Linked DNA regions of Homo sapiens: regions 2, 3, 4, 5, 6 and 7 are each linked to region 1. A link is a loop called in an ENCODE intact Hi-C map of the cell type or tissue named here. Cell type or tissue: Caco-2. All regions are shown on one strand.

Region 1 (4,000 bases):
AGAGAAAAGGGCCCTCCCCCATTCCCACATGCCTAGCTTCCTGGCTGACTTCTACTCGTCCCCTCATCTCCATAGCCTCTACAGACACACCGAGCACCATCTTCATAATGAACAGACATCCAAATACCCTTCCAGGGACATGTACAGGGAATCGGAAAACAGTTCTTTTCCTTCCCACAGACACCAAGAAAAGCTCCATGTAAATTATCTCACGTCCCTGCACCTGCAAGACAAAAAGTCGGCGGCAGCAGAAGCCCCTACGGATGATCAGCCTACAGATCTGAGCCTTCCCAAGAACCCGCACAAACCTACCGGCAAGGTCCTGGGCCTGGCTCATTCCACCACAGGGCCCCAGGAGAGCAAAGGCATCTCCCAGTTCCAGGTCTTAGGCAGCCAGAGTCGAGACTGTCACCCCAAAGCCTGTCGGGTATCACCCATGACCATGTCAGGCCCTAAAAAATACCCTGAATCGCTTTCAAGATCAGGAAAACCTCACCATGTGAGACTGGAGAATTTCAGGAAGATGGAAGGCATGGTCCACCCAATCCTGCACCGGAAAATGAGCCCGCAGAACATTGGGGCGGCGCGGCCGATCAAGCGCAGCCTGGAGGATTTGGACCTTGTGATTGCAGGGAAAAAGGCCCGGGCAGTGTCTCCCTTAGACCCATCCAAGGAGGTCTCTGGGAAGGAGAAGGCCTCTGAGCAGGAGAGTGAAGGCAGCAAAGCAGCGCACGGTGGGCATTCCGGGGGCGGATCAGAAGGCCACAAGCTTCCCCTCTCCTCCCCTATCTTCCCAGGTCTGTATTCCGGGAGCCTGTGTAACTCGGGCCTCAACTCCAGGCTCCCGGCTGGGTATTCTCATTCTCTGCAGTACTTGAAAAACCAGACTGTGCTTTCTCCACTCATGCAGCCCCTGGCTTTCCACTCGCTTGTGATGCAAAGAGGAATTTTTACATCACCGACAAATTCTCAGCAGCTGTACAGACACTTGGCTGCGGCTACACCTGTAGGAAGTTCATATGGGGACCTTTTGCATAACAGCATTTACCCTTTAGCTGCTATAAATCCTCAAGCTGCCTTTCCATCTTCCCAGCTGTCATCCGTGCACCCCAGTACAAAACTGTAGGCTCAGCTCTGCCCAGCAGTCCAAAGCGGCATGGCCAACAGAGCTTCACTCCTTACCCAGGAGTGCTGGCTTATAGAGTTAGAAGTCAGTATTTCTTCTAATCTGAGGCTATGATCAGTCCCAGCTGTAGGGGCCCAGAGGGGAGGTGAACATGCCTGATTTTTGTGGGACAACTCTAGCCCACAAACTGACTGGCTGGTGAGTCTTGACTCCCTTCCAACACAGATGCCCAGGCACCTCCAGATCATTCACTTCGCACGTGGGCCTTGTGAAGGGATTTGTGAATATCCAGGAAGAACTTAGAGGACCCCATCTGAGTTCGGATGGTCAGGAAACAATCTGGGCAAAAAAGAGGCAGGCATTTCAAAGGAAGGGGCAAGGAAGACTGGCAAACAGATGGCAAGGGATGCCCCTCTTTTTCATAAAACTCTCCAAGGTTCAATCAATGCAATGTATAGTGAAACTTCAATAGATCTTTCATTTTGACACTATTAAACAATCCAGAGAAGTAAACACTGTTAAATTGACTGTATATATTTGCTTCTTAAAACTACCTGTATCACTGTTTGCTCACCTAATTTATATACAGGTAGTTCCATTTTCTCCCAGTTCCTTCTCGTCTTTTTTTTTTTTTTTTTTTTTTTTTTTATTAAATGGTATTGCTTTTGTTTGCAGGTCTTTTTGTTTTTGTTTTGTTTTTGAGGCTGACTGACTGTCCTAGTTGTTGTGTGTTTGTAATTTTTCCACATCTTATTTTGAGCAGCTTTGGGTGGTAAAGTTATTGTTTACAAATTGAAGCAACTGATTCTAGTGGAACAAATGAAAAAGAAACAGTCAAGCACACAATAGTGCAAAGAACGTTCCTTTGTAGATCCGCAACTTAAGGATTTTGTTCCTCATAAATGGCATAGTTGAAAGAGCTTATACACTGCTTACCCAGCCAAATGCTTTGCTTTGAAGTATTGGGTTCTGTGAAAATATTGAGCATTGTACTTACCTTATCTAGGCTGTGAAACTGTCCTACATACCAGAGAATCATAAAAACAAAAACCTCACTGGCAGCAAGCTGCCGAATAACAACAGAGTCTAGAGGACATATTTGTGGGCTGCACAGATATTTTAGGAATTTCAGAAATTAGAACAGGAGCCAAAATGATTTACATTGGCGTTGGCACTGATTCCTTTAAATGGTCTGGGAAAGGGGGTTGGGAAGAGGATGGAGCTCAACTGGCCAGAAGAGGAGCAGCTGCAGTCCTGATAGCTTCTCTAGCCTCGGTCTTTTGAGTGATAAGTAGTCATGTTGTTTTCATCCAGTTGGTTTCTTGTCATTCCCAAGAAGAATCTCCCAGGCCACATCTTTGGGGATAACTGACATACTGGATTAGCCTTTTCAAAAGAAAAGTCATCCTATTTGGTTTTATGGGGTGTGAGTTTTGTGTGTACACACACAGAAACATGTAAGGTGGTTTGGGTCATGTTTTTAACCACCTGGCAATACAGTCCACTTTCTGGTTTCTTTTATTGTGGGAAGTAAATGGTCAAGCTGCTCAGGCAGTGAAAAGATGTGGAGAATGTCCGTTGTCATTCTTGCCACTGTATTCCATTTGCTACCGAGATATAACATTAAGGTGGACACATTTTCTAACTGTATTAATTAAAAGTCAATGGATACAGAGAGTGGATTTTCTCCCCAAGTCCCATCCCTGCTGAAGACCGCTTGGATGAACTCCCCAACCCACTGTGCCCCTCCCGCAACACTACCAGTAGACTTTAGAACCATAGTTAACTAAGTCTTTTACCTCTGAGATACTTAATTCTGGGAAAATTGGTGACAATTTTCAACTTCTAAATAGGTAACTCGACTGCAAAATAATCAAAACTGATAACAATGAAACTGCGGCTCTTAAACAAAGCCATGCATGCCGTGCATTTGTATTGAAATGTCTCCATGATATGAAGCCAAATATTCAATGTAACATACTTAATATCCAAAGGTGGAAACAAAAGAATGTAGAGATCCAGTGTTAAGAGTTCCATTTGCTTCAATTAATTATTTACCTTCCTGTGGAATAATATATATATATATATTTAATAGAACCATAGATAGACTAGTAGAATTTAGATTATAAATGTGTGAGTGCAGATTATCCTGCTATTGCACAAGCTAGAGGGGGGAAAAATCTCAATTCCAGCTGGCAAGATGCTAGCCAGGACACATATAAGAAAGTTGCACTAGATTGAATGGTCACAGAATCGGAGGACATGGAAGAAAAAGGAAACTTCGGTGGTTCTGCAGCAGACATGGGCTAGGTCATATGTGGTTTCTATGAGTTCGTGTCTCAAAAAAAAAAGGAGGGGGGGCATCTGTCCCCGGTGGAGCTCACCTATTTGGAATATGGGGCATTTGTTTTTTCCACTGCAATGATTTCAGTCTGGTTTCATCATGTTGGAATTCGATCACACCATTTTCAAACAATGTTAACATAGTCCAGCTTTTGTTTTTCTCATCTCTTCTGAGAGGAGACTCACTGTTTCTGTCTGAGGAAGCTCATACCCTCGGCAAAACATCAGGACAAATAAAGAGAAATGGGGGTACGCATTCCCAACAGAAGCAGTGTGTTATTTGTTTTAAAACTCTGAACAGAGATCTTGGAAATCTTTCAAAAAGACCATTGAATTCTTCATTGGCTGAGAACGACGTTTTAAAATGTCTTAAATAAGGCTTTGTTTGCATTGTTTGAGTTCAAGGGGCCTTATTATTGAATGGAATTGCACAAGCCTTTCTTTGTGCAATCAAACCATTGTTATTGGTAGTTCTGTAAAGGAAACTGTGGAATCGAATTGGCAGTGGAGTCATAAATCTATTTACTGAGT
Region 2 (4,000 bases), 130 kb after region 1:
TATATACTGTACTTACCATTTCCATTAATAGACAGATTATGGGTCTTGAAACTATCCTCAGCACTTTCCAAGGTTAGGGTAGTGTGAGCTAGCAAATTATACTTTACACCACTAATAGTAAGAAAGAAGACATGTTTTAAGTATTTTTGTATTTCTACTACTACACAAAATATTTGTATGTTCAACAACAAATAATAAACAACCTGATTTAAAGATAAGCAAAGGACGTGAATAGACATTTCTCCAAAGAGAGGACAAGATCCAGCATTACATTCTGACACATTACATTTCTCCAAAGAGAGAAATGTCTATTTCTCTTTTGTTGACAAATGGTCAACAAAACATAAAAAGATGCTCAGTATCATCAGTCATTGGGGAAATGTAAATCAAAACCACAATGAGATATCAGTTCACACTCATTAAGATTAGTAAAACAAACAAAAAAACAGTAACACATGTTAGCTGGTATGTGGAGAAACTAAAACCTTTGTACATTGCTGGTCGGAATGTAAAATGATACCACCTCTGTGGAAAACATTTTGGTGGTTCCTCAAAAAATAAGAAATAAAATTACTGATCCAGCAATTCTACTCTGATATATACCCAAAAGAACTGAGAGCAGAGACTCAGATATTTGTACACCTAAGTTCACAGCAGCATTATTGACAATAGCCTAAAGGTAGAAGAAACCCAAGTGTCTATCCAGGGATGAAGGAATCAACAAAATGTGGGGTAGGTGTGTGTGTGTGTGTATATATACACATACATATGCATAATGGAATATTATTCAGCCTTAAAAAAGAAGAAAATTCTGACATACTACGACATGGATGAATCTTGAAGACATTATGCTAAGTGAAATAAGCCAGTCATAAAAGGACAAACACTATATATGATTTCACTTATAAGAGGTACCTAGAGTAGTGAAATTCATAGAGATGGAATCTAGAATGGTGGCTGCCAGGAGGATAGAAGGAGGAATTAGTGTTCAATAGGTACAGAATTTCAGCTTGAGAAGATGAAAAACTTCTGGAGATGGAGGGTGGTGATGCTTGTACAACATGAATGTACTTAATGCCTCTGAATGTATATTCAAGAATGCTTTACTACAAAAAAGAAAAAATTTAGATATAATAGATGACATTTTTCAACGATGCAAGTTATTAACTTAGCAAGTTTATCTCTATACTTTGTCAATAAAAATCTGCAAATTATTTGTTTTAATTCACACAAATGTTTCTCTGAAGGGTCCCCGTTCATTTAATAAATATTTACTGAACACTTAAAATGTGCCAAGTCCAATGCTAGGTGATGGGCATTCAATGGTAAACAAGATCCAGCATTACATTCTGATGCAGGCAGAATGAAAAAAAAAGTAGGCAGAGGAATAAACCAAATACCAGCATTTGCAAGTTGGAATGCAACTTTTTCTATGAAAGAAACAAAGGAGATGAGAAAACTGAGGACCTGTGGTAGGTAGGTGAACTGGGGAAGGACTTTCTGAGGAGTTAACAGTTATCCAGTCATAAAAGAATCTAGCCAAGCAAAGAATGCAGGAAAACATTCCAAGCAGAGTGAGTATCTGCAAAGGGAGGGCTGAAGGAAAACCAGTGTGGCTAGTGCACAGCAAGCAAGCAGCAAGCATGGTGCAACGCAAGGCTGGAAATACAGGGAGTGATGAGCTCACCTGGAGGCTCTGTGAGCCCTGGAAGAGGAGTGGATTTAATTCTAAGTGTAATAGGAAAGTTGATAAAAAGTGGAATGATAGGGTCTGATTTATATTAATTTCCCAGGGACAAAGGCTGTCTTTTTGACCAAACTCTAGCCATGATCCTCTGAGTCCTTTACTCAACTAGGCCTCAACCTTGGCCTCTAAGGACCTGAACAAACACTAGCATTGTTTCTAGCAGCTCTAACCTGCATCCCTAAGATGTCTTCTTAAAGTGCCTGCTTGAGAAAACTCGAGGCTGACAAAATAATTTATTGTTTGTTCCAACCAAGAGCTGAAAACAGGGCCTTTCAGTCTTTCAGTCTCTGTGAGAAGGTAGGAGACTAATTTTGATAAATACCAGCTAGAGCACCCAGGTGGGTTCCACATGGACCAATCCCCCCTTCCCACTATCTGGAACTTTTCACTTAGCTAACTCTGAGCCTCACTCAACCTCTCCCAGTTTCCTCACTTTCCTTTAAAATGACCAGTTGTCTCTACACAAATCAAAGTTGAGTGCAATTCATGTGTGACTCTTCTTATTGTAATAGCACATTACTGATTCAAATCTGTCCTTACCACTTTAGCATCCAACTTTTTTTATTTTTCACAGAATGAATCTCCTTCTTCTGGTTATCTACATCAGAGATTTGAGGGTTTTATCTATAGTGTGAGAACATGGATGACTTCATTACACTCATTCCATTTTTTTCATTATAGTTCCCTTTGTGGTACTTACGTTAAAATAGCACTCTTACCAAAATACCTAGAATTTCTCGTGATGAATTTCATATCCTGGCACTTCGTGGTGATAAAAAGTGAATTTATGTTCAGTAACAACTGTATTTTCTTTTCTTTTTTTTTTTTTTTGAGACGGAGTCTCACTCTGTCACCCAGGCTGGAGTGCAGTGGCACAATCTCGACTCACTGCAAGCTCCGCCTTCCGGGTTCATGCCATTCTCCTCCCTCAGCCTCCCGAGTAGCTGGGACTACAGGCGCCCGCCACCATGCCCAGCTTATTTTTCGTATTTTTAGTAGAGACGGGGTTTCACCGTGTTAGCCAGGAATGGTCTCGATCTCCTGACCTCATGATCCACCTGCCTTGGCCTCCCAAAGTGCTGGGATTACAGGTGTGAGCCACTGCGCCCGGCAACAACTGTATTTTCTATGCTAGCAATCCTAATTTTTTTCATGATTTTCTTGATTTTATTTTTTTTCCAAATCAGTAAAATCTCAAAACATCAACGAGTATATTAAAAGAGAGAGACAAAGAGAGATATAGAAGACAGTGATGTCTGATGGGAATTTATATTAATTATGCTAGGTGTTATGTTTCATAAACCTCCTTTGTTTCTTACTAAATCCTTAATAAAGTCTCTATTACAAAAATACATATGCATACACTTAGTAAGTATGCAATGTATGCATGCACTTCAATAAATAATAGCATACTTCATAGAATACTACTCCCTTGGAGAATGCCTCTTGGCTTTTACTATATAGTCATTACAGACCAAAGATAACTCTCTATACCCAGTGTTTCTGGTCAATGTTTATATAGGAAAATTTATGTTTCTGTCTCCAAATTTCAACATAACATTTTAAACAAAACAATGCATGAGTACATTTTCGAGTTACATTCTGAATTGGTATAATGTCAGACTCACACTTAGGCTTTTCAAAAGTTCACTATATATCAACAAATCTTAACTGCTGCTAGAACTAAGAGAGGGACAAGTGGCCATTCTCTGCTATTATTCATTTATTCTGAACAAGTTTCTACAGTGCCTTTCACAATAAGCTCTTATTTTTCCCTATTGTTCACATAATGAATCCCCAAAAAGTTGAAGTATTAAAGAAAACTGTGGAGAAAGAATCAAAGTAGGCTGGGCATGGTGGCTCACGCCTATAATGCCAGAACTTTGGGAGGGTGAGGCAGGAGAATTGCTTGAACCCGGGAGGCGGAGGCTGCAGTGAGCCAAGATCGTGCCACTGCACTCCAGCCTGAGTGACAGAATGAGACTGTCTCAAAAAAATAACTAGAAGGGGGTTTTAAATTGATAACACATTATAACGTTTCCCACTTAAAATAATGGGAAGTAGACTCACTGTGAGCACTTTAGGGCAGAATATGTTATTTTCAAGAAAAGATTATCGACAATAAGTGGGGTGCCTTCATTTGCCAGGCACTGTTCCAGGTGTTAAAACGACAACAATCAACGAAATAGGGGAGGAGAATGTATAAATATGTAAACATACATTTATATATTTATCTATTTTTCCTCTCTTATA
Region 3 (4,000 bases), 150 kb after region 1:
CTAGAACTTCTAAAATTGTTAAATTATATTGGCATAACAGACATTGTAATTTTGTTTTTGATTTTTATGAGAATGCTTTATTGTTTTGTAATTATGACTTGGCTGATATCCTGCCAAAAAGTCCACTTCTTCTTGCTTGACCACAGCTGCTGACTCATTTCATTTCACAACTGTACTTATTCACAGCTGTTCTTGCTCTGTTAGGATTAACAGAGCATTAACTATTTACACTATCATGGGAGGGACATGGATCCTGACTTCCTTTGCTGTACACCCACAACCTGTGGGTCAGCCTTCTTCTATCCCATGCCGAAGAGAGGAGGGTAGATATCAGCTCCACAAGAGGAGAAGCTGGATACCGATTTTCCAGGTAGTCTTGTGCTCTTCAGATAGCAATGGATTTGTAACCCATCAACTCTATTTCTGAATTCAGCTTCCAATGATAGAACTTCCTTCCAGATTCTTGCAAATGGCTCAGTTTCAGTTTACAGTACTCTAACTTTTGTCTTGTTTTATGTCTTCATTGCCATTTTAATGGTAAACTGGGAGAGTCATAATAAGACAGCTGACTTGATGCTATCAAGTCCCAGAAGTCTGTCTATCATTTTCAAAAGTGAAAACTAAGGTACTTGGTGAACTGATTTGGTTTATTCATTAAATTAGTAGTCGGTGACTAAGCTAATTACCACAATATAATTACGGTAAATACTACATTTACATATGGTAAATATTTGATGTTCAGCAGAAATAATAAATTTGTGATTTAGTTTCATAAAGACCTGGCCAGGGAGTGATGTAGCTGGAAACAGAAAACCCAGGTATTTTCTGGCTATCAATGTAATCTCAAAACATTATGACACTTTGTTGCAAATATTCATCTTTACCAAAACAAAGGTCACATTTTCATCCCAATATCAAGAAAAAATGGATTTATAAAGGTGAATTCATTTTTTATTTTGTTTTTACAAACACATACAAGATATAATTAAGTCTAGGCAAAGATGAAAAGACATTACGTAAGTATCCGATTTTCTCAGAGTTTCCGTTCCTTAATTTAAAATTATCTTTTGGAAAGAAGAAACACATGCAGAAATAAGTTCAATTTTTACACTTGAGTAATTGTGGGCAGGAAATAGTTTTTTATTTTATTTTAAATACTTTTACTTGAGCCTCCTTCTAAATGTACAGTTATTTCTAATATTATGAATTGCTACAATCAATAAACTGTTATGAAATGACAATAGATGTTGACTATCATGGCATTTGAGTGTTTAACAGCAACTTAACATATGTCATTTATATACTGAGTGACACTATATTAGAAGCAAGAAATGAAGGATATGTTTAGTTTTTATAAAATCTCAAAGATCTATAGTAATTTATTCACAAAAAATTTATTGCACATAATGAACAATACCACATAAAAATACATGTTTGATAGCAAAAGAATACAAGGATAAAACATGTTTTGTTTTGTATTATAAAGATAAAAACAAATATAAATAACTATAAAACAAGCAACAAATTTTTACATATTCCAGTTATTTTCTGAAGAATATTTTGCTTAGCTGAATGCAATTCTTCAGATTTTGGCCATTTACGTACTTTGTAAAATGTAGGTCTACCGTCCTGTGTGATAATTTTGTTTATCCAGAAAAATATTACTAGAAACAGTTCCTTAGGTGACAGTACCTCAAATGTAGCAGCAGGCTCTCTAGTACAAGACTTTTAGCCAATAACCTAGTGATTACTTAAGGACCAATGGAGGTATATACTATTGTTTCAAAAATGTACTGATAAGAAAATATTTGTAAAAGTGCATTATCTGACTAGTGTACACACGAGTCAGCCATGTATTCATTTCAATCTGTGGCATCTCCAAGCCATTGTCTTTAGCTTCCTGAACACTTTGGAGAAACTGAGACTGCACAGCATAAGTGCCATCTAGTGGTGAAGGGTCTCCTAACTGCATTAGGAATTGAGAGAAAGGAAACATCCTTTCTAGTTGGAACGGTAACAGAGATTATATTATATATAGATAAACAAACAGATATTTAAGAGAATGTAGTTATTTCACAAGCTAATTGGGTGTCAGAAGCATGGGTTATGTTGCCAGGACAAGGAGAGAAATGTCTGCTAAAGGCGACAGCTTATGTTTAGGAGTAATAGAAGATATGACTAGAAAAAAAATTGGGTCAAAATGGAAGACTGGAGAAAAATGTTTGGTCTTTACACTACAGGCAATGAAGAGCAGCCATCCATCCAAGAGTCACTGAGCAATTACTATGAGCCAAGCACCATGCTAGCTTCTGGGTGTAAAGTGATGACCAAAATAAACATGGTACCAAAACCTCATGGAACTTCTGACCTAGACAAAACATTAAAAACATTATTATAGCTTCTGAGCAGGAAAGGAACAGAGTCAAAAGACTTGGGTTTGGCCTAGCTCAGTCACTTAGCCTCTGAGTCTGTAGAAAATAACAATTACTCTACCTATTTTACAAGACTGCACTAGGGAGAAAACTGTAGAGTATGTAACATATGAAACAGTTTTCTTAAACTCTAAAGTTCTATATCAATGTAGCATATAATGCTAAAAACAGTGTTTTAGAACAAATATTCTGATAGAGGTATGAAAAACAAAATGAAGAGAATGGAGACAGGGCATAAAACAAAATCCACCATGTAGTTACGTTATAGAATTTATTCAGCAATATAAAAGATTCATTTATAGCATACCTGATATGGCAATCTTTCCTTTACATGCTGTTCGTTCTTTACTTTCAAATTTCACATCACTGTCAAAACAAAAAAACTTATGGAAAAAAGATCTTTTCTAATAAGCAATTATTTTAACAGTGTTTCACAAATGTCAAAATATTAAAAGCAAATGCATATCCGTGAATAATAATGACTTCCAGTTAATGTAAACTATTTGACTCAAACTTTAAGATGTTTAGTCAAGTTAGCAAGTTAAAAGAAATATCTGGAGCCACTCCCGATTTTTCATATAAACTTTATATTCCTTGATGACTGTATACTGGTTACTTTACAATGAAAGACTTTTGTGATCATTTATATCTGTAAACAAGATGTACAATATTTGTCCATGTCCCCAGAAGTATAATACCTTAGATCACAATTTCATATATTACATTTCTAACTTATCAGATACAGTGGCCTGGAAAAGTTAATGAACTTCCCAATCATGCAATTTACTGTCCAGGAGTATCTTATCCTTATAGAATCTGATAAATATCCAAAAAAGTACCCTCTGCTGTATAATCATATTTAATATCATATTTAATTTCCCCAAGATTCCAAAGAACTAAGTGTATGTTAAAATAATAAATTAACAAACTAAGATGAGAAACAGAGTAGCTCTGTAGACAGAATAAAATTTAGAGAGAAAAATATTACGATTCAAAGGAAATTCTGGGGATATAAGACACTTCCAAATCTGAAGTTGGAATATTTTATTACCATGAAAACTTTAAGAAGATAGAAACAATCCAATCTTTGACTATTTCCCTAATATCCTAAATATTACGATTCAAAGGAAATTCTGGGGATATAAGACACTTCCAAATCTGAAGTTGGAATATTTTATTACCATGAAAACTTTAAAAAGATAGAAACAATCCAATCTTTGACTATTTCCCTAATATCCTATTTTCCTAATAAACTGCATTTAGAGATTAGCATTCCATTTACAGGGCAATATTTCTAAGAGTATTCTTTGTATTTTTCATTCCTATTTAATTTGGTCAGCTAATTAACTACCAGCTAATTTAATTTGTTACTTCAAATAAGTGATAAGATGGAAATTTTCCATTTGGATATTGTTTGATTCTAAGAAGGCTTCTGGAGAAAGACTGATGGGAGTTTGAAATGGGACTTTATCTAAGTAATTTTTGGAAGAGGATGACAGCAACACACTGCTTTCAGTAGGTCTGTTAAAAAGACTGCCAATATATTCATTATAATGCATCCAAATTTG
Region 4 (4,000 bases), 140 kb before region 1:
AATTCTGTTTGCATTTGGTGATAAAAGTGGGTCTATTGTGAAGGACAAACCCAACTGATCCACCATGTTTTGTTCTTTTTTTTTGAGATGGAGGTTTGCTCTGTCACCCAGGCAGGAGTGCAGTGGTGCGATCTCTGCAGACTGCAACCTCTGCCTTCCGGGTTCAAGTGATTCTCCTGCCTCAGCCTCCCAAGTAGCTGGGATTACAGACATGTGCCACCACGCCCAGCTAATTTTTGTATTTTTAGTAGAGACGGGGTTTCACCATGTTGGCCAGGGTGATCTTGAACTCCTGACCTCGTGATCTGCCCGCCTCAGCTTCCCAAAGTGCTTGGATTATAGGCGTGAGCCACCATGCCTGGCCCGGACCATCATGGTCTTTTAAATATCTTTTGAGAATGCAACACTGACTCTGTACCTCAGATGTGCTTTTAAAGTGAGGTCTGTCTGGGCACAGTGGCTCACGCCTATAACCCCAACACTCCGGAAGGCCGAGGTGGGAGGATTGCTTGAGGCCAGGAGTTCAAGAGGAACCTGGGCAACATAGTGAGACCTGTCTCTGCAAAAAAATTTTAAAAATTAGCTGAGTTTGGTGACGCCCAACTGTAGCCCCAGCTACTCAGGAGGCTGAGGCAGGACAATCACTTATGCCCAGGAATTCAAGGTTGCAGTGAGCTAAGATGATACCACTACACTCCAGCCTGGGCAACCCACACTGCATTCCAGCCTGGCCAACACAGTGAGACCCTGTCTCCAAAAATAAATAAATAAAATAAAAATGAGGCTTGATTCAGCAGTTCCCCTTTCAGTTGGAGGTGCATGATGCTTTTATTTTGTCATAACTCTAAAATGTTTTTGTTTGCCTTCTACCTCTCACCTCATTAGCCACTGTATGATTACTGACAGTGAGCCATTATTACAGCTGCTATCATGATAGCATCACCTTGGAACACAAAGCAGATATATCCTACATGTGAATTGATGTGGTTTTTCCAGTGGGTTCTGTGAGCAGGTATCTGATTTGTGCATTTACTCTTAATACTCGGTGGTATTGACACTGATTCTTTTGAACAGTTTGTTTAATCTGTTAGAGTACTTTTAAGTCTGAAGTTCTGTTGCAACACATTAACTTTCCTAAATGTCAGATTCACTCCTCTCCTGTAACATTATGTGTTTAAGTCTGTAGTTTATGCAGGTCACTGCAGAGGAAAGCTGAGGTTTGGACTTTTAGCTTATTTTAATAAATGTATTTATTTAGGACAGACTGGAATAATAGTGGGTTTTCAAAGACTTCGTGAAGTGCTTCATGCACAGTAGGGGCTGAGCAAATAGTGCTGATGATTTCAGGCTTTTCCTAGTTGCCTCACTGTGTGTTTTCATTTGGTGTGCTTGGATGAAGTGGTATTGCTTCTTTCTTCCCTAAAACCCCAGAGCCTGTGCCTTGCCTAGAACTCTCTTCCGTTGGGCAGCCCCACTTGCTTTTTGAATTTTTAACTATTTCTATTATCTTTTACTTCTGACCTTAAATATTGGCATTCCGCTTAGGATCCCTGTTTCTTTGCAAACTTCATGCCTACGGGATAAAATACAAATGTTACAGGAGTATCCAGTGAACTTCCAGGCTCCATTTTCTTCTCTTTTTCATTAAGTAACTTTCATTATTGTTATTTTTTGTTACTACCAATGTTATCCATGTTTGTTTTAGAAAATATAGGCACTACTGACAAACAAAAAGCAGAAAAATTAATGTTGCCTATTTTCCTCCCACTCAGAAGTGCTGTTAGTATTTGTATATGTACCAATGCATATGAATGCATGTATCAGTGAGAATTTATATGGATATTATTTTTCCTCATAAAAATAAAATCTACTGTTTGGGAATCTACCTTCCCATACTTAATTTTGTACAGAGGTATTATAAATATGCCCCCATATTGTAAAATATCCTATACTGGGTTTTTTTTTCAGCTGCTGAATATTTCATTACAGAGGTGTTTCATACTTTAATTATCGTTGGGCATTTCAGCTCTTTCTGATTCCCACAAACTTTATAAAACTCTTGTAGTTATGCACATAGCCATGACTATTTCTTTATACATTTGTAGGGGGGGATCGCTGGTTCAAAGTGCACACAGAACGTTAAGACACCTATCCCCTACCTTATCTCCTCTCCTAAACCTTCTTTGCCCTAGCCTAACTAGTCTAACTGCCTGGTTTTCTTTCTCTTTAACCACATGTACTCAGTCCCCTGCCTTCCAAACTCTCCAGTGTGTTTTAAGTGGCTCATGCCTCTCTACTCGTGGAATAGCCTTTCTAGGAGTCCTACCTGTGGGAATTCTGCCTTTCGTTTAAGACTTGTTTAAGCCTCTGAAGCCCTTCTCAGCCTTCCAGCTCAGAGGAATTGCCCTGCTTTATTGAGCTCTTATCTTATCACATTTAGTGTCTCTACCACCTTATTGATCACCTTACTCTATACCTACCAATATAATGCAGTATCTTTTTTCATGTGTTTATCTTATCTTCCCAAAAAGTCTTAACTCTATAGTGTTAGCACTCAGACATCAAAGCTATACCTAGTAGGTTAAGTAAACATGCGGCTTTTATGATCAGACTTTCCTGAAATCTCTGGAGTTCTCTGTTCTTAGTCTACTTGAGACACCTATGTGCATTTGAAGGTTGATTTGAGTTCTTTTAGAGCACTTCCTAAGACACTCTCTAGTGGAGAGGCTGTTTCATTGGTACCCTGTAGAAGCAGCAGCTACTTGGGGTATTAGTTTGCTAACTATTCTTGGTCTAATTAGTAGTCATCTATTCATCACTCATTCTAGAAAACACATTGAGAGATCACGTGAACATGCTTGAAGCTATCCTGCTAGCCTGAGGATTGTAGGTGGTGTTATAGGTGTGTGTGTGTGTGTGTGTGTGTGTGGACATTTTACATCTTAATAGTGGTACATATTAATGCCTTTCTCAAGGGAATCTTCTTCGTGTTTCAGGGTCATAGTAGTGACAAAAATATGCAGGGAATAAATCCAGATTGGACTTGTTCCACCTTACCTTTTTTTTTATTATTATCGGCTTGTTTGTAATCTTTTTTTAAGATGACAGGTTATTAAGAAGATGATTGTAGCACGACATCTAGTGCTGCTTATTCTAGGCAATCACACCGTTTTAATCTTCGCCTCCCTTAAAATGGTTGCTTGCTAATTATGGTGGAAGATATTCTCCATCTTCCAACTACTCATTCTACAACTTTTGTTCACAAAGAAAGTATTCTGTTAGGCCTTACAAAAACAATGCTTCATGCCTGGCCTATTCTCTCAATAGGAAATAAAACATTGTTTTCATAGCAGAGCTGATAATAAGGCAGAGTTCAAAGCATGATGAAACATATACTTTTCTAGCAGAGAAAAACCTATAGTTACCTGGCTAATTAACTATCACGTGATGGCTGTGTGTATAAAGATACAGGCTTTTCACATGTGCGGCCTGTATCTGGGTTTCTTTTCTTTTTTTTTTAATTGAGAATGCTCATTTAGTTCCCATTGATTTGTATTAATGTTTTCCATCAAAGATTTAGAAGAATGAGCAAACACAGAAGCTGCCATTTTAGGGTAGCTTCTTTTTGACCACTGTACTAAACCTCAGTAGTCAGTTATGTTGTAGCGGAAAGAGCATGAACTTTACAAAGTAAGATGGACCTGGATTGAAGTCCTTGCTCCATAAACTGTATGGCCTTAAAAGCTTTCACTCTGCTTTGATTGCTTATCTATAAATCAGCGTTAACAATACCCATCTCACAGTTTTGTCTCCCAGGACTTGGGAAGATTACGTTAGATCATCTATAGGGGTACCCAACACACAGTGGGAGCACTTGGTCAACAATATTAGTTTCCTTTCCCCTTTCCTTTAGAAAGGTAAACCCTTACTCAAGAAAGCAAAGTGAGTAGATGCAACATAAAAAGAATACCAAGACAGAGATTACAGTAGTATGTTATTT
Region 5 (4,000 bases), 160 kb before region 1:
TTCTCATATCTCCTTCTGCATTCACTCTGTTGTGATATCACATGTCACATCGTTTCTGGAAAACCCTACTATATATACACTTGAAAGAGGATGAGAGTGAAAAAAGCCAGTAATGTCTTAGTAGTTTTAGGATCATTGTTTTGACCCTGTGGACCATCTGAAATGGTCTCAGAGATTCCCGAGGGTTTCTGAACCCACTTTGAAAACCAATGATATAACACATTGTTCCAAATTTTATTTTCATAGCATCTTGACTTTTATTTTTCTGGCTATATCCACATGTTCCCTGTGTTTACTTAATGCCTATGTTCAAATTGGCCCTTTTTTAAAACTTGCTATATCTCCTATAAATAGAAAACCAGTACCACCTTCCCATAAATAGTAAATACAAAACAAATAAGCAATGAAAAACTTAATATACATTTTAAAAGTTTATTTCTGGGCCGGGTGCGGTGGCTCACGCCTGTAATCCCAGCGCCCTGGGAGGCCAAGGCAGGCAGATCACCAGAGGTCAGGAGTTCGAGACCATCCTGGCCAACATGGTGAAACCCTGTCTCTACTAAAAGTACAAAGATTAGCCAGGCGTGATGGCAGGCACCTGTAATCCCAGTTACTAAGGAGGCTGAGGCAGGAGAATCGCTTGAACCTGAGAGGCAGAGGTTGCAGGAGCTGAGATCGTGCCACTGCACTTCAGCCTGGGCTACAGAGTGAGACTCCGTCTCAAATAAATAAATTAATTTAATTAAATTAAAAGTCTACCTGTGAACCATCTAAAATCATCTCTGCATGCCACGGTTTGGAAAACACCAATTTAGAGAAGAAATAACAATGATCATGATAGCTAATTCTGACATGCTACTTCATTTGTATCAACCCATTGAGTCCTGGCAATTACTGCTGGACAAGGCAGACAGAATTATTATAAAACCTGGGTTTCCCTTTTTTTCTTCCCCAAAAAAAAAAAAAAAAGAAAGAAAAAAAAACTTTGAAGTACAAGGAGGCTGAAGAAGTTGCTCAGTGTTCCACAGCAAGTAAATTCCGGGGCTGGAATTTGAACCCAAGCAATCTGGCTGCAGAGTCCAAGATGCTGTCTTGGCAGATAGGAAACCTGGATCTTTGTTCAAGTCCTGCCGTCAGTTGGTTCTTGGACATGTCACTGAACCTCACTGTCCTCATCAGTAAAATGAGAAAGGTGAACTAAATCAATGTTACAAGTTTAAATGTCTGGTGCCCACGGGGGCCAGATAGTTAAGGGAAAACTGGACTGAATACAATGCAATAGGGAGTGGTGGGGATTTTACATCTTGTCTGAAGAAGGCAGCTTCTATCAGTTTCAACTGTTTTTTATTTTTATTTTTTGGCCTTTATTTTATTTTATGAGAGAAGATTGAGGTCTGGGTATTTTTGCCTAAAGTTTCCCAAGTTTTAGAACACTTGGAAGGGCCCGCCATGCACATGGGCTGACTGGTTTGTGACTTCTTGACTGGATGAGCTCCTCTTGACTTAGAGGATTTATGATTAAATGAGCTGTTTTTGGACAATGGTAGAAACTAAATCCAAATTACAGAAATAGGCAGTTTAAAACAATGACGAAAGGGGATAAGGACTTAGAACGTGGCTCAACACAGCTTACATAAATATTGATTAAGAGCTGGGTTAATTGAAAAGCCAAGGTACATTAATAGAATAACAAAGTGTATTTCTTTGTGTTCCTTTTGTGTTGTATTAGAGTAAATCAGCAATATTTATCCAGTGCTAATTCTCAGTTTGCAGAGAGCTAATGTAATCATGAGATGAGCTTATTGAAATTCTTTTCTTAGACATAGAGACTTGCCCAAGAATGGTGAGTATTAGGAACTTTAGTCAGCACTTGCTCAGAATAGTAAATGCGAACATGTGATTTATGCCATTGTGTGCACAAAGTAATGTTTCCTGAGACATTTTCTATATATATGTTGGCTACTTTTTGTTTTCTTGTGGTGGGAGGGGGGTGTTGGCTTGCTGTTTCCCCCTCCTCTCCTTATCAGATTTCCTTCTATGGCATTTGACAATGTTGCAGGGCCAGTTTCTCTGTGAATCCACAGTAAAACATACTGGTGGTTTCACAATTAAGCCAAACTTGGGTTTATGGCTTATGCATGTTTATGTGAATTCCTGCATTTGTTTTTATGTGTGTGTGTGTATTCATGAAAGATCTGTTTGAGAGAGGGAGAAAAAGGGAGGACAAAACCTATAGACTGAATCATAAAAGATGGGTTTATTCATTAATGACATCATAAGGATAGTATTTTCTCTTGGTTAATATACTATTTGTTTGGAGGGTGTTGTAAGCCATCCAGAGATAGTCATGCCATTTCTTGGAAAAGATCTGAAGCAACTAGTAATTGAAATGATAATCATTTGATCAGAGAGCTATTTGAAAATAACACTCATCTACAAACTTGTCTCTTCTGGGAAACTGTATTTAGTCAAAATGTTGCCAAATTCTCTCTTTACTAATGTTGAGACTGATACACCTAATTATTTTCCAGTACATTCTAAACTTGATTTCTGGTGTCACCTGTCCAGAAGCTGTTCCCATATGCTTTGAAACAATATCTAGCCTGACTTTATTCTGACATTTAATAATCACCATGAAATAGCTATAAAATGCATGACAACTACAGATCTTTTATTTCAAGAGGATGGTGTGGTGAATCTGAGGGAAATCATCCGTTGAAATGGTACTTTGTAATGGGCCCCATTGTTTATAAAGTACTCAAATTTTTTCTTGAGCGCACGATAGAAACACAGTTTCCACTTTGTCTCCCATTTAGTGGTAGTTCATATTTAATCATGATAAGGGAAAGGATTCCATTACTAAAGTTTTACTTTTCATTTTTGATAGAGTATTTGTTACTCTGCTGCTGCCTAATAGACTTTCTTCTCAGAAGCAGCTTGGAACTCAATGAGGAAAATTGAAATTTTAGATCCTACCTTAAAACATCAGAAAAAAAAAAAAACCCTCAACCCAGGGCTTCTTATTATGTGAAGCTTACCCTAATAACCTTTTTTTGTTCGAATTGGAGAAGTGTGTGTGTGTGTGTGTGTGTGTGTGTGTGTGTGTGTGTCGGTGGGGCAGGGGGAGGAGGAAAAAGTCATGTTTGGGGAGGAGGAAAAAGTCATGTTTAACAGCAAAATTAGCCAAAATCAGTTGTGAATTCCTTTTGTTTAATAGCTTTGAGACATCTTCCTGTTGTTGTTTGTCAAAAATATTTCTAAGATTTTGTAATCTTAGGGGTTTTCACAGCCAAGCTTTCTTCAGAAATGTGAAATAAAAGAAATGAAAGAAGTCAGTTCAAGTTGAAATGTCAGATGCTTAAATAACTTAACTTAAAACCCAGTGAGATGATCTTCTTGAGCCTTTTCCAAAGAATCTTTGGGTGAAGGGGCCTCCCTTTGTTCCATGTATGGATGTCTATTAAAGATCTTGCTGAATTAATTCTGAGTCAGAAAAGTTGGTTGTTTCCTAGAAGCAATTAGAGATGCTTAACATTCAAATTTATGATCCAGAGGAGAAACTTGCATTTCAACTACTTTTCTTAAATTCAAAGACTTTTTCCTCACTCACCCTCTCACCCTCTACCCCATCTGTATTAAAAGAAAAAATCAGTTCATTTCTCAGCTTACAAAGTTTTTGAGAAACATGAGAATGTGTAAGTTTCTTTCAGTGGGAAGCACATAACATTTATGAAGTATTTCTTTTGGGATTACATCACAGTTTTATTTAATTTTTAGGACAAAAGTTAAATTCAATATTTGTGTATAAGCCAAGGGAAAATGTACCATAAACATAGGAATTTGGGGGTGAGTCAGAGTTCCAAGAATCCTAGATTTACTTAGACCATTTATGTAGAGACAGGCTCACCATTAGTCATCTAGCTTTCACTTTTTACATTTGCAATTAATTACACCTAAAAACTAGCTTTCACCCAAGTGGTCAGCTAGGTAGAGTGTGAAC
Region 6 (4,000 bases), 260 kb before region 1:
AAAGAAAAAAAAAAAACCCTATCTCAGAAGCACAGAAATACAATGTATTCAGGAAATACCTAAACCAAGGATTGCATTTTGGGCTCTCTACATTTTCAAACACATGGATAGTTGGTGTAAAAATATGTTCTTTTTCTGCAGGGACTTGACTGTAATTAGTGTGTGCCAAAACTCTCTCACAGAGATTTCATTGTCTTATCTACTTACATCATCTTAATGCGATTTTATTTTACTTTGTCAAAGTCATATTAATGTAAATGTGTTCTTGATAGCAAACAGAGTTCTTTTTTATGCAAAACAGGATTCAGCTGACTCTAATAAAACAGCTTGCAGTCTATTAGACTATAACAGTAATGTGCTTATTTTGTTTCTCAAATCAAGACTGTGTCAGAAAGCTATAGATGGAGATTTGTCTTGTTTTTCACAATAATTGCTAGGGTGGGGTTACATTATGATCTTTAAATGAATAGTATCGCTTAGAACAAACACTTCATATATCTTTTATCTTCCCCGGCATACAGTTCTGAGTTTTCTTTGAAAATGCTGCGCTACTTTTCCACATAAGTCATCAGAATGTTTCCAAAGAATTTTAACTGCCAGATTAATTATATCTTGCAAACAAAGATAGATTGCTTACATTCTTTATTCAGAATTCCTGCCAGTGTGGAGCAACTGGCAACAAATTAATTTCTTTTGCAACCATGCAAAATGTTTTGCTATGAAAAGCTCTGGAAGGTAAATGGATCCTTTTAAAAAAAAAAAAAATCAGGTTGCTCATTCTGAAAGGCTAATCTGTAAGCAAAGAACACAGGATTAAATGAATTTGACTACTCCCCCCCACCCCGCCCTCTTTTTTTAGCATCTATGTTATAACCCTCCCATAATGTATTCAGTTAATTAAGTATTGCTGTGACCTGGTGGCAATTTTTGAAATCCAGGGAATTTTTCCCCCTTTAAATTCTGCCTCCCCCACAGAGCAGAATATAATCTGTTTCCAGTCAGTCTGTTTATTTCAGCTGTGCTTCTACTACAAGCCTCTAAAATGTTTTAATAAATTTATCAACCAAAAAATATTACAAACATTTCATTTCCTTTGATTCAGACACACATACACACCAAAAAAAAAAAAAAAAAAAACCTCTGCCTTCATTGCAAATTCTTGGTGGTATGAATCACTCTAAGTAATATTTGCTTTAACTTTCGTGTGGTTCTACAAACAACCTTTATATGGCTGGACTTCAAAGCGAGGAGAAATAAAGGTTAGAAATGTGATAGGAGTAATCTATTATTAGGCATGAAACATTAAACCACTTTTAGCTATAAGTCTTAAAACCTGAATAATCTGGGTTTTTTAAGTAGTGCATATTTATTGTGCTTTCAGCTACACACACATTTATCACAGAGAAGTGTTTGGAAGAGAAATATTTTCCATTGCACTGTGTGCCACAATTTAGTTTAATTTTTCCTAATATTTAATTTAGAAAAACGGTAATATTATAACAGGATTCTCATGTGTCCTGGCCAAAACACTTGGTGTTCCTCACAGAGTGAAATTAATCTGTTACCAGCCTGCTGACCTGAAAGTAAGGTTTAGTAGGCACAGAGCGGGTAGGGCAGAGAAAGGGGTGGGTTAGGGTGGGTAGGGAGATAAGATCTCTTTCTTTTACTAGAAAGGAGAAAAAAAAAGGCTTAGAGGAATGTCTCAACCCACCAATGCCATCAAATGACAGAAAATAAGCTGAACGTGTATTTGAGCCGAAGAGTGTTTGAAAACATTTATTAGCTCCATCCATAACGACATTCACGGCAGGAATGTTAATTGTTAAAATCTGTACTGCAGCTAGTTCTTTAAGTAAGGGGGCTGCATTGAGTGGAAATTCAGCTCCTCGTTTCTTTTTTTCTCCACATATATTTGTACTTAAAAAAAAAACTAATGTTATGAAATAAGTCAGATGTCAGATGGAAAGCTTTCTAGCACAAGGGAATACAGAACAGTGTTAAGGATATATGCATATGCAAGAACAAAAAACAACATTGGTAACAATTTGTTCTTGATTAAATTTGTGCTCCTAATACAGTAGATTAAAAATAAGTCCAACTGTTAAACACATTAGGGTTCAGCCCCTGCTGATGTGCCAGAAAAGCAGCTATCACTCCAGACCTGGCCGGATTCTTTCTGGTAGCCTTGAGACAGGAAATCTGACCCCCAAGAAACCTGAACCCCAAAGTCCATCAGTGACCCCGAAACTTGGGGATTCCTTATTTTCGTCTACTGATTAAACCCCAGAACCTTCTTAATATTTTCTTATACCCAGTCAAAACTGGGTGTCTCTCAGCAAGGCTAAAAGACAATACCAGTTTGGAAAGATGGAGAAAGAATTATGGCTGGGCACGGTGGCTCACACCTGTAATCCCAGCACTTTGGAAGGCTGAGGTAGGAGGATCATTTGAGTTCAGGAGTTCAAAACCAGCCTGGGCAACATAAGGAGACTCTGTCTCTACAAAAAATTGAAAAAAATAAAATTAGCCAGGCATGGTGGCACGTGCTAGCGCTACTAGTCCCAGCTACTCAAGAGGCTGAGGTGGGAGGACCGTTCGATTCAGGGAAGTTGAGGCTGCAGTGAGGCATTATTGTGCCTCTGCACTCCAACCTGGATGACAGAGTGAGACCCTGTCTCAGTAATTAAAAAAATATAAAATTTAAGGGAAAAAATGAAGAATTGCTGATAGCCACAATCAAGGCAATCTTTGAAGAAATTAAGTTGTAGTTTATTGGGCAAATATTTGTAAAACTTGTATCGTTTAAGAAGATTATTGTAAGCCATGTCTGCCTCTCCCTAGAAACGTTATAAATGGAGTTAAAGACATAATTGAATTCCAAAATGCCCAAACCGGTACCGTGGCTCAAGCCTGTAATCCCAGCATTTTGGGAGGCCAAAGCAGGCAGATCACTTAAGGTCATGAGTTCAAGACCAGCCTGGCCAACATGGTGAAACCCCATCTCTACTAAAAATACAAAAATTAGCTAGGCATGGCGGCAGGCACCTGCAATCTCAGCTACTCAGGAGGCTGAGGCAGGAGAATCACTTGAACCCAGAAGTTTGCAGTGAGCCGAGATCGGGCCACTGCACTCCAGGCTAGGCGACAAAGTGAGACTCTGTCTTAAAAAAAAAAAAAAAGAAAAAAAATGCCCAAACTGGAAGGCACTTCGAGATCATAGCCAACTCTCTTCTTTCCTGGATGACTTTCCATGAGGTTAAAGAGAGGGCTTGGCCAAGGTCAGACCAGGGGGAGGCCCCATCTAGCTGAACACGGAACTCAGGCCTTGGTTTCCCCAGCCATGACTATGATATGGTACCATCTGCCTTTTCAGTTTGTTCAAAAAAGAAGACTGAAATTAAATTCATGGGTATAAGAAAAACAACATGTGTCTTCAGGTAATTATATTAATGGCTCTTTACCTAAACTGTTGTGTTATTCCACCTGTACGTTTTCTTAGAGTATGTGTATTTTTCTAAACAAAAATACCAACTCAAATTATTACTCCCTCCTTTCTCCAGCCTCCCCTGCTCCAACCCTAGTGTATTTTTCTGGTCTTTGGTCAATCTGGTTTAATAGGTTACCTCTTGCTGACGCTCTCATTTCACAGAGTAGTGGAGTTCTCTGCCGTGACATGTTTTCTGGAAACATAAGGGTATGAGGCTGTAACATTCGTAAATTTAGGAAGTAATAGCTCCCCAAAAGCAATGTAGATAGCTCAGATATTGCCAGAAAAGAAGAACAGTTAATTGAAACTATTTGGGGCATGCAGTATTGAACAAGGAGATGGTTTCTGAGCAACACATATCTAAACGTGGCTTGCCAGAGACCTGCACACATTTAATTTGCTCTACAAATTTGGTTAGCCCAATAAAGTGTGAACATCAAACACTGGTCGTGGAGAGCATTAAACATTAACCAACAGAGACCTTAAAGACTTGGGCAGAACATTAAAATTAGA
Region 7 (4,000 bases), 350 kb before region 1:
TCATAGTCTATGACCAGAGGTCTATTTGTATCCATCTAACTATAAATGTTTTAAGTAAAAATAACCACTGACCAACAACAGTATTTCTTCTGTTCTTCTTTATAATCAAAGTAATATTTATCAGAAGTTAGCAATTACGCTCAAATTCTTCCAGAGCCAAGTTTATTTTGACATGTTTTTATATTCCAGGTCACTTAATACCACTTATTCCTCTGGCTTTGGGTAACTATTATGAGGCTAGTTGACAAGGTTGACAAGGTCCACTTACAAACCCCACTATGGCCTCCCTGTCCTTGCTCTTCTCTTTGTCTGGCCTATCCCTAACAGGTACATTGTTTTGTTGTCAGCTAAAATCAGGGACTCACCCAACAGTTCTCTACCCCTATGGCCCAACTGTAGCCGTTTTTATGTAGTGTTACAAATGAATTGTGCAGGCATTTGTATCCCTGCCTTCTTACTCCACCTTCAGACTGTAACTCTTTTGAGGCAGAAATCCTGCCTATGCCATGTTTTGCACATGGAACGCACACAGATCAGTTGAATTGAACCAAAATCTGAATCTTACGCAAAACACAAGAGACTCTTCTTTTAAACGTGTGATGTGCTGCAGCATAAAGCTTACTGGCAGAGGGTCACAGCATATCCAGCAAGATGGCTTTTCACTTTTTTCTCAAATGTATTTCAACTCCATTTTCTTTGAAAGACCCACAGTGTTCTTTAAAAAGGAGGAGATGTAACAGTTGGGTTGACCTACAACTGGTTCTCTGAGACTAGAGTTCAAATCTTAGTTTGAATTAAAAACCAAGATGGATTTGAAGGACTCTTACCACAAAGCCTATCTGCTAATGCATTTTTTTAAGGATCACACCAATTACCATGTTTGTCATGTACTCATAAGAACCAGAATAGGTCAACATATATTGGCTGAGTTACACAAAGGAGTCTACAAAATATAGGCCTATGCTCTTTCTGGCTCTGGCCAGCAACCTTAGCCCTTCACTTTTATATGCACTAAATTTTACTCTAGTTTTAATAATAATCACAATAAATATATTAATAAAATCATGTTTATATAAGAGGTTCATCTTGTTTAAAATGCACTGAGAATCATGGTGCTTTATAGGACACAATTTATGCTCTCCTTGGTAATTTAAAGGTGATAACTTCATGTGATTCATTGCCACCTAGTTCTGAACTTTAATAATATAATGACTCATTATGATTTTTACATTTCTTAGAGAACCAGCTTGGTAAAAAACTTCGCAGTTGTTTTTACTGGGGTCATCTGAACTATGGTTCCCAGAATGTTTATGAAAAAAACATGCTTATATATTCTGAATGGCTGTAATCTATCATGGCTGGTGCTTGGTCTGCAGATTATGAGTGTACAGTGTCAACCCAGTGAATTAAAGCTTTGTTGTATATCAGCTTGCTACACAATTATTTCCAGTTCATATCATATAAATCATCACTCTTCACACGACAATCAGTAATTTCCATCTTGTGTTCTAAGCATCCATGTTTTGTCTTAATGGCTCTGTCTGATTCTGCACCTAGAATGGTGTGACAGGACTGGTACTAATAGCTTAGAAAATAAATTTCACTGTCACTAGAGCCTATTTAAGGAATATTCTATGTTCTCACTGTTTTTTGTAAAGCTGTTTTGTATATGTTGGAATAATAGGAAATGAATTTAAATAGAAACACTTCTCATGTCTTATCTCTGCAAACAAAAAAAAACCATAATTTACAATAAATTAGCACAGCAGTTGTTAGTGTAGCTCAGCTTTATTTTGCAATTCTCACACCTAAGCTCACAAGATGACACTTTTTCTGATAAGGTAATCTTTATAAGGTAGTTCTGTAGGTGATTAAATCTGACAGATGCTAGTAAGATGGTGAAGTTCAGATATATAACAGCAAACACTTTAAAAAAATCTTGTTAAAATAATAAAATGTCTTATGATCTACCAATAGAAAAATCGATCTGACAAAAGAATAAATTAGTTATAATGTTGTATTTCTGTGTCTAAAACCAAAATGAAATTATTCACCAATAAGTAGATAAATATACCAATTATAACAAAATACACTGCAAGGAAACTGGTATTTTTTAGATAAAGAATTGGTGTGGTAATATTACCTTCCCAGTCATTTCATAGCATTTACACAGCATTGTTGAGCAGAATGAGAATAAAAAGCTTCTAACACAAACAGAAGCTGAAGAAATAGAATGTGTCATTTCATAACATTTTGATAGTCTATCTGTTCTTCAAAACATACCTTGCATACCAGATCTTTCAAAGTTACAACCTTCATCTTTTCCTGGGGCAATGACGATAATCATTTGGTTGGTATTTCCAATGATACTAGCAATCTGAAATATGTTAAGGCTTAATTGTAGATTGTATAATTAGATTAAGCCAATTAATGCTGTGGCTTGGTTTTGCAATGTTCCTTTATTATTTGAATGCTTTTAGCCCTGGTTTCTTGTTTCTAGCAGAATTTCCCAACAGTAGCTCATTGTCCTTGCTTGGTTTTGATTACTTAAACAATGTTAGCTTTGCCAGAGTCGATTGATACTTCGATCTGCTGAAGTGATATGTTGCAGAATGTGCTGTTTTCTGATTTTCTTATCTAAATATTAGTTGCCTAATGTACAGAGTTAATTTATAAATACTGGGAAGTTCCCTGAATCAAGTAAATTAACATACTGGGCCAGATTCACCAGCTTCCTTAGCAAACCCTCACATCAAGGCTGTCTTCATGCAAGTGTGAAAACCAGAACGACCCTTCAAAAGTTTTCCTGGCCAGAATAACTCTCTCATCAGATAATAGGCTATACTCATCCTAATATTCCAGTTTTATCACCACAATCAATTCATTCTACATAACTTCACCTAGCATGGACACTTTTTGGAAGACCATTAGCATAGGATGAATATGGAAAAGCCAAGGAGCAGGACTGGACACCCAGATGAGGAGCAGCCTGATGTATAGGTTGTATTGGGGAGGTGAAGAGCAGGGAGATACGGGGGAAAAAAAAAACCCTAAAATTTGGCACTATTAATTAAGAGACTATATAACAGGGGAAAATAGCAATAGATAGTGACTTACTGACCATATAAAACTACAATTATTTCCTACATTTAATTCTTTAGTAAATATTTATTATTTTCCCACTATTTCTTAGCTACCTGCCAGGCAGTGAAGTTGGGAACAAAACAGACCAAGTCCTTACCCTCAGAGAGTTTTGTTTAGCATTGTTGTAGACATAAATATGTCACATGGAAATTTAAAAAACAAAAAGCCTCACACTTTTAAGCTTTTTCTACATGCCAGGCACTGTGTGAGTACCTTCCACATACTGATTTAGTCCTCTGAAGAAAACACGCAGTGGGTGACCACTGTTATGGCCGTTTTCTAGACAAGGAAACTGTGACCCTTGCTGCAGAACTGTGAATGAATGTGAATCCTCAGAGAGCTGCAGTTATGCCTTTGACTAGTGACAATGACAGTGTTTTGACCTAGCAGATGATACAGCTTTTTTGGTGTTAGAGTTTTAAAATAGTATTTGTGCAGTAAGATCGCATTCTCTGTTTCCCACTCAAAAAAATAAATTATTCAAACCACGAAAATAGGTGCCTAAAATCCACAGGGCAGAAGCAGCACTCTAGGCCCTGTGGGACCACTGTTGAGAAAAAGCCAATGCACCCCTGGGCCTCTGTTAGAAGAGTAACTTGGTACAGCTGTATAATTCCTTTTATGAAATGGATGGGTCTGATCAGGAATCAGAGCCTCGGGATGGACAATGAGACTCATCCACAACAGAACTAATATCTTATTCACCCAGGTTTGACTTTAAAATTATATCAGCCATGAAAATTATTTCACTGCCTTCTGTGGTGAACAATCGGGCTATATTTAATTTTAATCATTAATATGTAAAAATAATAAAAGCCACCAAAATAGTCTATAGTCAATTTTCTGATAAAAGTAA

Evidence for each region. Peaks named below come from ENCODE experiments on the same cell type or tissue, not always from the same donor. Only the 100,000 strongest peaks of a DNase experiment are listed, where the experiment ranks them.
Region 2: it touches region 1 in a loop (2.5-fold over the local background); 7 of 110 quality-filtered maps call a loop at or near these places.
Region 3: a loop joins it to region 1, with 2.4 times the contacts of the local background. A loop is called at or near these places in 18 of 110 quality-filtered maps.
Region 4: a loop joins it to region 1, with 4 times the contacts of the local background. A loop is called at or near these places in 4 of 110 quality-filtered maps.
Region 5: a loop joins it to region 1, with 7 times the contacts of the local background. A loop is called at or near these places in 2 of 110 quality-filtered maps.
Region 6: a loop joins it to region 1, with 14 times the contacts of the local background. A loop is called at or near these places in 2 of 110 quality-filtered maps.
Region 7: it touches region 1 in a loop (12-fold over the local background); 2 of 110 quality-filtered maps call a loop at or near these places.

Annotation. Positions count from the first base shown.
Region 1 is chr10:62,091,905-62,095,904 of GRCh38, forward strand. ARID5B (AT-rich interaction domain 5B) reads left to right here. Exons shown (of 10, transcript NM_032199.3): 10 at 1-4,000. The coding sequence ends at 1,126. Among named protein-coding and RNA genes, the nearest start is that of LINC02621, 170 kb to the right of the region's middle. In Caco-2, no CTCF peak of the experiment used is centred here; DNase peaks (open chromatin) are centred at 897 and 2,327.
Region 2 is chr10:62,223,222-62,227,221 of GRCh38, forward strand. RTKN2 (rhotekin 2) reads right to left here. Exons shown (of 12, transcript NM_145307.4): 7 at 17-111. Among named protein-coding and RNA genes, the nearest start is that of LINC02621, 34 kb to the right of the region's middle. In Caco-2, no CTCF peak of the experiment used is centred here; a DNase peak (open chromatin) is centred at 1,620.
Region 3 is chr10:62,243,260-62,247,259 of GRCh38, forward strand. RTKN2 (rhotekin 2) reads right to left here. Exons shown (of 12, transcript NM_145307.4): 3 at 2,740-2,798. Among named protein-coding and RNA genes, the nearest start is that of LINC02621, 14 kb to the right of the region's middle. In Caco-2, a CTCF peak has its summit at 1,934 (motif pointing left); a DNase peak (open chromatin) is centred at 1,922.
Region 4 is chr10:61,949,942-61,953,941 of GRCh38, forward strand. All of the region lies in intron 3 of ARID5B (AT-rich interaction domain 5B), which reads left to right. Among named protein-coding and RNA genes, the nearest start is that of ARID5B, 50 kb to the left of the region's middle. In Caco-2, no CTCF peak of the experiment used is centred here; a DNase peak (open chromatin) is centred at 2,340.
Region 5 is chr10:61,935,895-61,939,894 of GRCh38, forward strand. The region is part of intron 2 of ARID5B (AT-rich interaction domain 5B); the gene reads left to right. Among named protein-coding and RNA genes, the nearest start is that of ARID5B, 36 kb to the left of the region's middle. In Caco-2, no CTCF peak of the experiment used is centred here; DNase peaks (open chromatin) are centred at 1,078 and 2,037.
Region 6 is chr10:61,836,191-61,840,190 of GRCh38, forward strand. The region is part of intron 2 of LINC02625 (long intergenic non-protein coding RNA 2625); the gene reads right to left. Among named protein-coding and RNA genes, the nearest start is that of LINC02625, 30 kb to the right of the region's middle. In Caco-2, no CTCF peak of the experiment used is centred here; DNase peaks (open chromatin) are centred at 821 and 1,601; H3K4me3 peaks cover 401 bases.
Region 7 is chr10:61,745,124-61,749,123 of GRCh38, forward strand. The region is part of intron 5 of CABCOCO1 (ciliary associated calcium binding coiled-coil 1); the gene reads left to right. Among named protein-coding and RNA genes, the nearest start is that of CABCOCO1, 84 kb to the left of the region's middle. In Caco-2, no CTCF peak of the experiment used is centred here; no DNase peak of the experiment used is centred here.